Regions from separate parts of the Mus musculus genome. Here region 1 is linked to region 2. The links are chromatin loops, found by intact Hi-C in ENCODE. Cell type or tissue: left cerebral cortex. All regions are shown on one strand. Region 1 overlaps Birc6 (baculoviral IAP repeat-containing 6). Region 2 overlaps Birc6 (baculoviral IAP repeat-containing 6).

The links. Peaks named below come from ENCODE experiments on the same cell type or tissue, not always from the same donor. Only the 100,000 strongest peaks of a DNase experiment are listed, where the experiment ranks them.
Region 1: it touches region 2 in a loop (2.1-fold over the local background); 7 of 42 quality-filtered maps call a loop at or near these places.

What each region holds. Positions count from the first base shown.
Region 1 is chr17:74,697,442-74,701,441 of GRCm38, reverse strand. Birc6 (baculoviral IAP repeat-containing 6) reads right to left here. Exons shown (of 73, transcript NM_007566.3): 72 at 3,923-4,000. Among named protein-coding and RNA genes, the nearest start is that of Ttc27, 18 kb to the left of the region's middle. In left cerebral cortex, no CTCF peak of the experiment used is centred here; a DNase peak (open chromatin) is centred at 1,876.
Region 2 is chr17:74,642,656-74,646,655 of GRCm38, reverse strand. It overlaps Birc6 (baculoviral IAP repeat-containing 6), which reads right to left. Exons shown (of 73, transcript NM_007566.3): 48 at 3,970-4,000; 49 at 3,161-3,361; 50 at 1-187. Among named protein-coding and RNA genes, the nearest start is that of Ttc27, 73 kb to the left of the region's middle. In left cerebral cortex, a CTCF peak has its summit at 1,528 (motif pointing right); no DNase peak of the experiment used is centred here.

The sequences.
Region 1 (4,000 bases), 55 kb before region 2:
TGATTGAATAGTGCAGCACTTCTCTGGCACGAGCAAGGCTTTGGATTTGACCTTTAGTACTCGGAGGGTGGGTGGGGGGAAGATACTACACACCACATAATATACAACCACCAAACAAAAACCTAAACTACAAAATACAGCCCACATATACACTGCTATTTTTGCAAGTGGAAATGAGCGGGCTTCAATAGCAGGGCCCTCTGCAAACTCTGCAAAAGTTTCTACACTGTTTCACTCTAACTCAGGAGAAACAGGAGAAATACTTTTATCATTCAGATTTTAAAATTTTAAACACAAAAAATAATATCTAGAGACTAAATAATTGTGTTATCACATCTTGCCTTAGAATATAAGAGTGATTGGACGCTTATAGCACATTGAAGTCTTTCAAAGGACAGTTTATGATGACTAGAAGAGGAAACTAGCTGGTTTTGGGAGTGTATTTGTATAGGCACTGCACGTGAGAAGATTTAGGACAACTTGAAGTAGTCAGTCTTTTCCTTTGCCCCACGTGGGTCTCAGATCAAACTCAGGTCATCAGGCATGGTGGCAAAGCCTTTAGTCACCGAACCATCTGGAAGCCCCACTACGCAGTTTCCACAGAACAATCTTTACATGTAAAAGATGCTCTGGTAATCACTAACTAAACAAGGGCAAGGAGCATGATGCAGATACTCTTGTGTGAAGCCTGAGGACTAGATGAAGGTGGGACAGATAGAGAAAGGTTGAGGCCATCATACATTATCAGCCACTTGCATGGGTTTAAAGCATATTGTCATACTTGAAACTTTAAAACTCTCCAGCACTGATTTCTTCCCACTGTGATAATAATCCTGACTAAGGAAGGAGTAGAAACATCCCACTATTACTATTATGAGAACTTGGGAGTGGGATACTGTAAGTCTTATTAGGAACTCAAGCTGTCATACGTCCTTCCTTGACTAGCCTTCTTCAGCAAAAATGTAATAAAAAATGTAATAAAAACCTTCACCAGTTTGGAAATAAAGGACTTGTAAGTCAGAGTGGCACTGGGGAGACAGAGGAAGGCAGATCTGAGTTTGAGGGCATCTTGGTGTACATAGTTAAGATCCAGGCCAGCCATGAGTACAAAGGAAACAAACAAACAAAAATAAAAAACATCCTTCGAAATAATACAATAAAATAATTTCAGGTAAAAGCCAACGCTGCAATAACAGAGCAGCAGCCACAGCTAGACGGCAGGTGGTGAGGGTGTATGTGAGCAAAGTTGCAGCTGAACACTTATCCAGGGAGGATCAATCCAGCGAGCACCAGGAAGAAGAGATAAGACTGAAGGGTCTCCCATTGAGCACTTGAACTAGGTGAAGGGAGTTAAGCAATGTCTACATATCTTCGAGAAAAGGGCAGTCTGGAAATTAAGTGTAGGAAGCTGAGAGAATCTATCTGAAGGGAGGCACAGTCCTGCTCTCCATGTTTAATGAGGGCGCCTATGAGAGACCACTAGGAACACAAGTCAGGGGACGAAGGAGACTTTGTTTGAAGGATCACATTTTAACTGATTGATTTTGTTTTCCTGTCAACTTCATGCATGTATGAGTCCCGATGTTCTCTCCACCCTCCCTCCTGTCCCTATCAAACTGCCTCATCCCTACCATCCCTTTTTCAGATCCATGACGTTTAGGTTTGTCTTATGAATAAATGCCTAACATTTCAAGCCCAACGACCACAAGAGAAAGTGAGGCAGCTATAAATTGGATCTCAGAAAAAAGTGAAAGGAAATTAAACAAGGAACAGGGAGAAAGAGAACAGTTTATGATGACTAAAGGAGGGAAGCGCTAGTAAGCAGTGGGTGGGTGTGTTCATGAGTAACCTCAGTGTGCGTCAGGTTGAGGAAGGCCTCCAGCAGTGAACGTGGAGTGAAACATAAATGGAGAGGAGACGGCAGGCATGGTGTAAGGAGAGAGAAGAGACCTACAAGTTTATACATGCACAAGTCCTTGCTCCTGCTTGGTGCAGAACACAAACTGGTTTCCAGTATTGGACATAACAGAACTAGCATAGATCAGCAAAGTGTTCTCTCCTCAGACAGCTGCCTCACTAGCCAAGGGTGGTCTTGAGTTCCTACCCTCCTGTACAGAGATGCACAGTGCTGGAACGGACACGCACGGACAGTTGTGGCTCTAAAGTCTCCATAATGTAAAACCTTCAACTGGATAAAAAAGTGGCAGAGCAGAAAAGTCAATGCACATGACCCAGAACCTTGGTGGCTTCAGTAACCACCAATCCCTGGCGGTCTGAGCTCATCCATTCATTTTCCTTATTTGGAAGCAAATCCTCCCAGATATCATACAATGTGTCACTCATAAATATTTCTGAACTGGAAAAATAAGGAAACACACCTGAAAAACTAGCATTCTTATTATCAGCTATTTACTTGTTTTAGTACTCAGCACTGGCTATCTGGGAACCCACCCTAGCCAGGTACAGGGATTAAAGGTGTATGCCACCACAGCTGACCACCTCCATCTTTTCAAGGACTGAAAAACAAAGAGGAAAGGAACCAGGAGGGAAGGAGACCACCACACGCACAGAAGGCAGGAGGGACGGAAAACAATGCATGGCAGAGAATGAAAGGATTATATGGAAGCAGCAAAATGGGTGGCTGTACAAAGAATGAGTCCCATGTATGGGAAAAATTCTGCAAAGCCACTGCATCTTCATTTCCCTCAGGGAATGCTCAAGTAAAACCAACTGCCTACCTTCCACAAATCTGACTGCTCTCACATTGGTTATTCCCAACCAGCTATTAGAGGCCCTCCATCTTGTACCTTCTTCTTCATACCAATAGCAAGAAATAAAATTATGTAAGGCAAGAGGCATAAGGTAAGGCTAAAGGATTAAAGACAAAACTCATGTGGACAATCTCTAGGATGTGCCAGAGACCTGGGATGAAGAGAGGGTCTCAGAGAGTCTAATAGGGTAACTCTAGCTGAGATTTCTAGCAGAGGGGATATGGATCTTGAAGTGGCTGCTTCTTGTAGCCAGGCAGGACTCCCTGTAGAAGGATAAGGACAGCAAACCATCCACAAAGCCTTCAATGCAAAATGTACCCTGCCTACAAGATGTGCAGGGACAGAGATAGAGCAGAGTCTGAGGGAATGGCTAACCAATGACTGCCCCAAATTGAGACCCATCTCATGGGTGAGAACCAATCCCTGACACTATTAATGATATTCTGCTATGCTTGCAGACAGGAACCTAGCATAACTGACCTCTGTCCCGGCAGCCAAAGGAACGAGATGCAGAGACTCATAAACAAACATAAGATGGAGCTCGGGAGTCTTAGAGAAAAGTTGGGAGAAAGATGGAGGGATCTGAAGAGGACAGGAACTCCACAGGAAGACTTACAGAGTCAACTAACCTGGACCTTGGGGGCTCCCAGAGACTGAATCACCCACCAAAGACAGAGCACAGGCTGGACCTAGACCTCCTACATACATGTAGCAGATGAGCAGCTTGGTCTTCATGCAGGTACCCCAAACAACTGGAGCACGGGTTGTCTATGAGCCTGCTGCCTGCCTGCTTGTCTGTGGATCCCATATCTAAACGACAGTCTTGTCTGCTAGAGAGGATGTACCTAGTCTGCAGCAACTTGATGTGTGGGGCTGATACCCAGAGGGACCTTCTCCTTCTAAAGGGGGTGGGGGAGGAGAGGAAGGGCTGCTATTGAGTTGTAAATAAATAAATTAGAACAAAACTAAACAAACTTCATGGACCCAATACCTCGCCAACCCCTGAACCCTGTCACACTTTTGGGCTCAGGTCCTGTAGTCACTTTTAATTGAAGAAGTTCTGTGAAAGCTATTGCAGCCATCTATACACTTTCTGTAACACTGCTCTTCTTTGGGAATTCCCGAGTCGATGACTTCATAACCAAGCTCACCTTGAGAGCAGCTGCATGGTGAGACATGGTCCTGCCCACCCGCTTGTCACTGCTGTACTGCTGGATGTCTGCAATCCA
Region 2 (4,000 bases):
ATCTGTGAGAGGCCTAGTGTGCTGGCGTCCCGAGGACGATGGAGTCTGAGGCAGACAGCAGAAGCTACTTCGGCTTTGACAAGCTGAATTTTTATGTAGGTGAGACCGCTTGTGACAACAGGAGTAGACAAAGGGAGCATATTAACACCATCTGCACTTACTTCAACAGACACTGACGATGGGCAGGCTGCAGGAAGAGAAAACTGAACAGTAAAAAAAAGGGAACTAGATGCTATATTCTAGTACTCTAGATGAAGGGCACTAATCTGGCAACTTTGAGATGCATGCACTATGAGCTTACAGAAAGCACTAACTATAACAAGAAGTACCAGTCACTAGCATTCATCACCACTTTGCATGTTTTTAAAAAATATGACCTCCCACAATTAAAATAATCATAAATATGGAAATATTCACCTAAGGAAAAAGTAACTTATATCAGTTGTGTATGTATTACATACTTGCAAAAAGTAAAATAAAGCAACTTAGAGGGCAATTACTTCCTATTCCTCTTCTACCAAAACTGTCATGAACATAGCATAGTTTTAAGATTGGTTGTTTAGAATAACTTGAGAAGACCAGAATAGTAATTACCAATCGGTTCAATACTGTAAGATTTGCAACACTGTTAACATCACAACTAGTTTCGCCTTTTATTTACATTTTAAATCTTAACCAAACGGTTTCAAATTTTAAGAGTAAAACAGTTTTTGTTACATAGGAGTGCCAGTGAGGTAACAAATGGAAACTCCTAATGGGACATTCTGCTCCCTGCATAGCACAGAGGCCTATGGGGCAAACATAGCTATCAAAGAAAAATCTTAAAAATTGGTTTATTTCTATACTAAGTATAATTTTATTAATTGTCAATTAAATGGCAGGCTTACATTAAGGGTTAGAGAAATTTTTTTAAAGTTTGTAAACTGTAACTTCAAAAACATTTTCAAGAAACTAATAACGGCTGTATTTTACATGAGCAATACACTTTAAGGAATCAAACAACTGAAATTTCTACCACCATTTAATAATAAATCTATTCAATTTTCACTGGAACATATATTGAGTCCCTGCCCTAAACCACCAGAAAGTTATCTGTTAGTTAAGAATGCATAAATACCAGCTTTCTCTACCCACACTGTACTTGAGTTCCAAATTCTCACAGGCAAAATCTATCCACTTTCAAACAAACTGTTTTCCTCCCAAACAAAAGCTTTCTCATTTCAGATCGCAATACTTGAACTGCAGCTTAGAGCTTGATGCAAAGCTTACTAGGAAAGGACTCCATGCCACTAGATCACGTCTCGGTTTCTATCTGCACACTAGGTTTCTCTAGCTGTCTACTCACAAGATACCCATGCAGATACTCAACTGTAAATCCTCCTGCTGAAGACTAAGTAGATAGGAAGGTAGGCCTATGCTACCCTGTCAAGCAGTACTTTGTCTTTTAAAATAGTTTATGGCCTGCTAAAGTAAGGTTTTAGTATATGTTATTCTTTTTTTTTTTTTTTTAAAGATTTATTTATTTATTTATTACATGTAAGTACACTGTAGCTATCCTCAGATACTCCAGAAGAGGGAGTCAGATCTCATTATGGATGGTTGCTGGGATTTGAACTTCGGACCTTCGGAAGAGCAGTCGGGTGCTCTTACCCACTGAGCCATCTCACCAGCCCGTTATTCTTTTTTTTTTAATTAGATATTTTCTTTATTTACATTTCAAATGTTATCCCCTTTCCTAGTTTCCCCTCCGAAAATCCCCTATCCCCTCCCCACTCTCCCTGCTCCCCAACCCACCCACTCTCATTCCTGGTCCTAGCAGTCCCCTATACTGGGGCATAGAACCTTCACAGGACCAAGGGCCTCTTCTCCCATTGATGACCGACTAGGCCATCCTCTGCTACATATACAGCTAGAGCCACAAGTCTCACCATGTGTTTTCTTTGATTGGTGGTTTAGTCCCAAGGAGCTCTGGAGATATTGGTTAGTTCATATTAAATTTCCTCCTATAGGGCTGCAAACCCCTTCAGCTCCTTTGGTATGTTCTCTAGCTCCTCCATTGGGGACCCGGTACTCTGTCCAATGGATGGCTGTAAGCATCCACTTCTGTATTTGTCAGGCACTGGCAGAGCCTCTCAGGAGACAGCTATATCAGGCTTCTGTCAGCAAGCTCCTGTTGGTATCTGCCATAGTGTCTGGGTTTAGTGGTTGTTTATGGGATGGATCCCCAAGTGGGGCAGTCTCTGGATGGTCGTTCCTTCAGTCTCTGCTCCAAACTTTGTCACTGTAACTCCTTCCATGGGTATTGTGTTCCCCCTTCTAGGAAGGATTCTGAGCTAATATCCACTTATCAGTGAGTGCATATCATGTGTGTTCTTTTGTGATTGGTTACCTCACTCAGGATGATATCCACCAGATTCATCCATTTGTCTAAGAATTTCATAATTCATTGTTTTTAATTGCTGTGTAGTACTCCATTGTGTAAATGTACCACATTTTCTGTATCTATTCCTCTGTTGAGGGACATCTGGGTATGTTACTATTTTTGTTTTATTTCATCTGGAAACACAGGCTGGCCTCAAGTTCAAAACTGTCCTCCCTCATGTTCCCATGACATGAAATTACAGGGACATGACATTATGTCTGACGTTCACCTTATATTATTTGGATGAGATTAGGTAATAGTTTGAATATAACTAGATTATAGTCTACCTTAAAAATAAAAATATTCTTCCAAACATACTAAAAATCTATGAAATCTCCCAAGGTTTTCAATTGAATAACATTGAACACAAATGAATGTGACCATCTCAATATAAACTGTGAGTATGCTGAAAGAAGCTAAGTGACTTTAAATGGAAAAATATTATCAAGCATTGTTACTGAATATTCTACAAAAAAAATCTGTCTCTACTTAATCTGGAACTGATTTTCCAAGTATTTTAAGGAATTTACCTTAAAATGTTCTGATAAAATATATTCAATTAAGAACCAAGTGAATTATACAGAAGGGGGGGGTGGAGGAGGGGAGGGAGGGAGGGAGCCCACAGCGATTAAACACATGTACCCATGACCTAACACCAAAGGTGAGCACAGGAGGGCTTGCTGAGAGCACTTCCGGTCTTCCCTGCCTGTCACTCGCAGCACTCCTCACAGTACGCACTTGCGAGAGATGCGAGGTGAGGTTGAATGTGTATCTCCTTCAGCAGCACTGCTGACGGAAGGTGGATGGTAAGGTCACACCAGGCTTCCTCAGGCAGAAAGATGTAGGACCAAGCAGCAGAACGAGCTCTTCGATGGGGCGGTGTGGCTTGCAGGAGCACCTCAGCTGGCTGGGCAGTAGGACTACTAGAAGTGATGGTACCTACAAGGAAACAGTGGGAAACAGCATGCAAACGTGTGAAAAGGATGCAGGAGAACACGAGAAATACTCAGATGATACCATATGAAGCTATAACAACCAGCAGAAAATAAACATCTGCTGGAATAGCTACACTGTCAGTCACCAAGCATGATGATCAACAGTAGTCCCAAAATAGCCAGTCAACTATTAGTCAGAGGACAAGTGACCATTAGTGAGCACATGTCTAGGGTAATTTTTAAATTAAGTAGAAAACTCTTGAGGACTATAATTTCTTTAACCATGAAAATAATGGTCTTTATTTCTCAGATGTTCATGAAACAACAATAAGAAAAGCATGAAAGAAATGCAGTATGAAGGAATAAACACCTAAATTAAAAATGTAAAACATATCAATGTTTAAGTCCTTTTAAGGTGATTAACATTTGAAGAGAGAACTGACCTAAAAATGTTGTACTTAGTAGAATGTTTTGGACCCAACAGCCTATAAAAGGAATTTTTTTATTTAAAATTGTACTAATCTAGTTTCAACTTGTGTCCACAACTAATTTTGCTTCACCTCATCAGAACACAGAGCTGAGTCATAGTAAGAGGCATAACCACTATCTTACCAAGTGGTGCAAAGTTATGGATTCCTTCTGC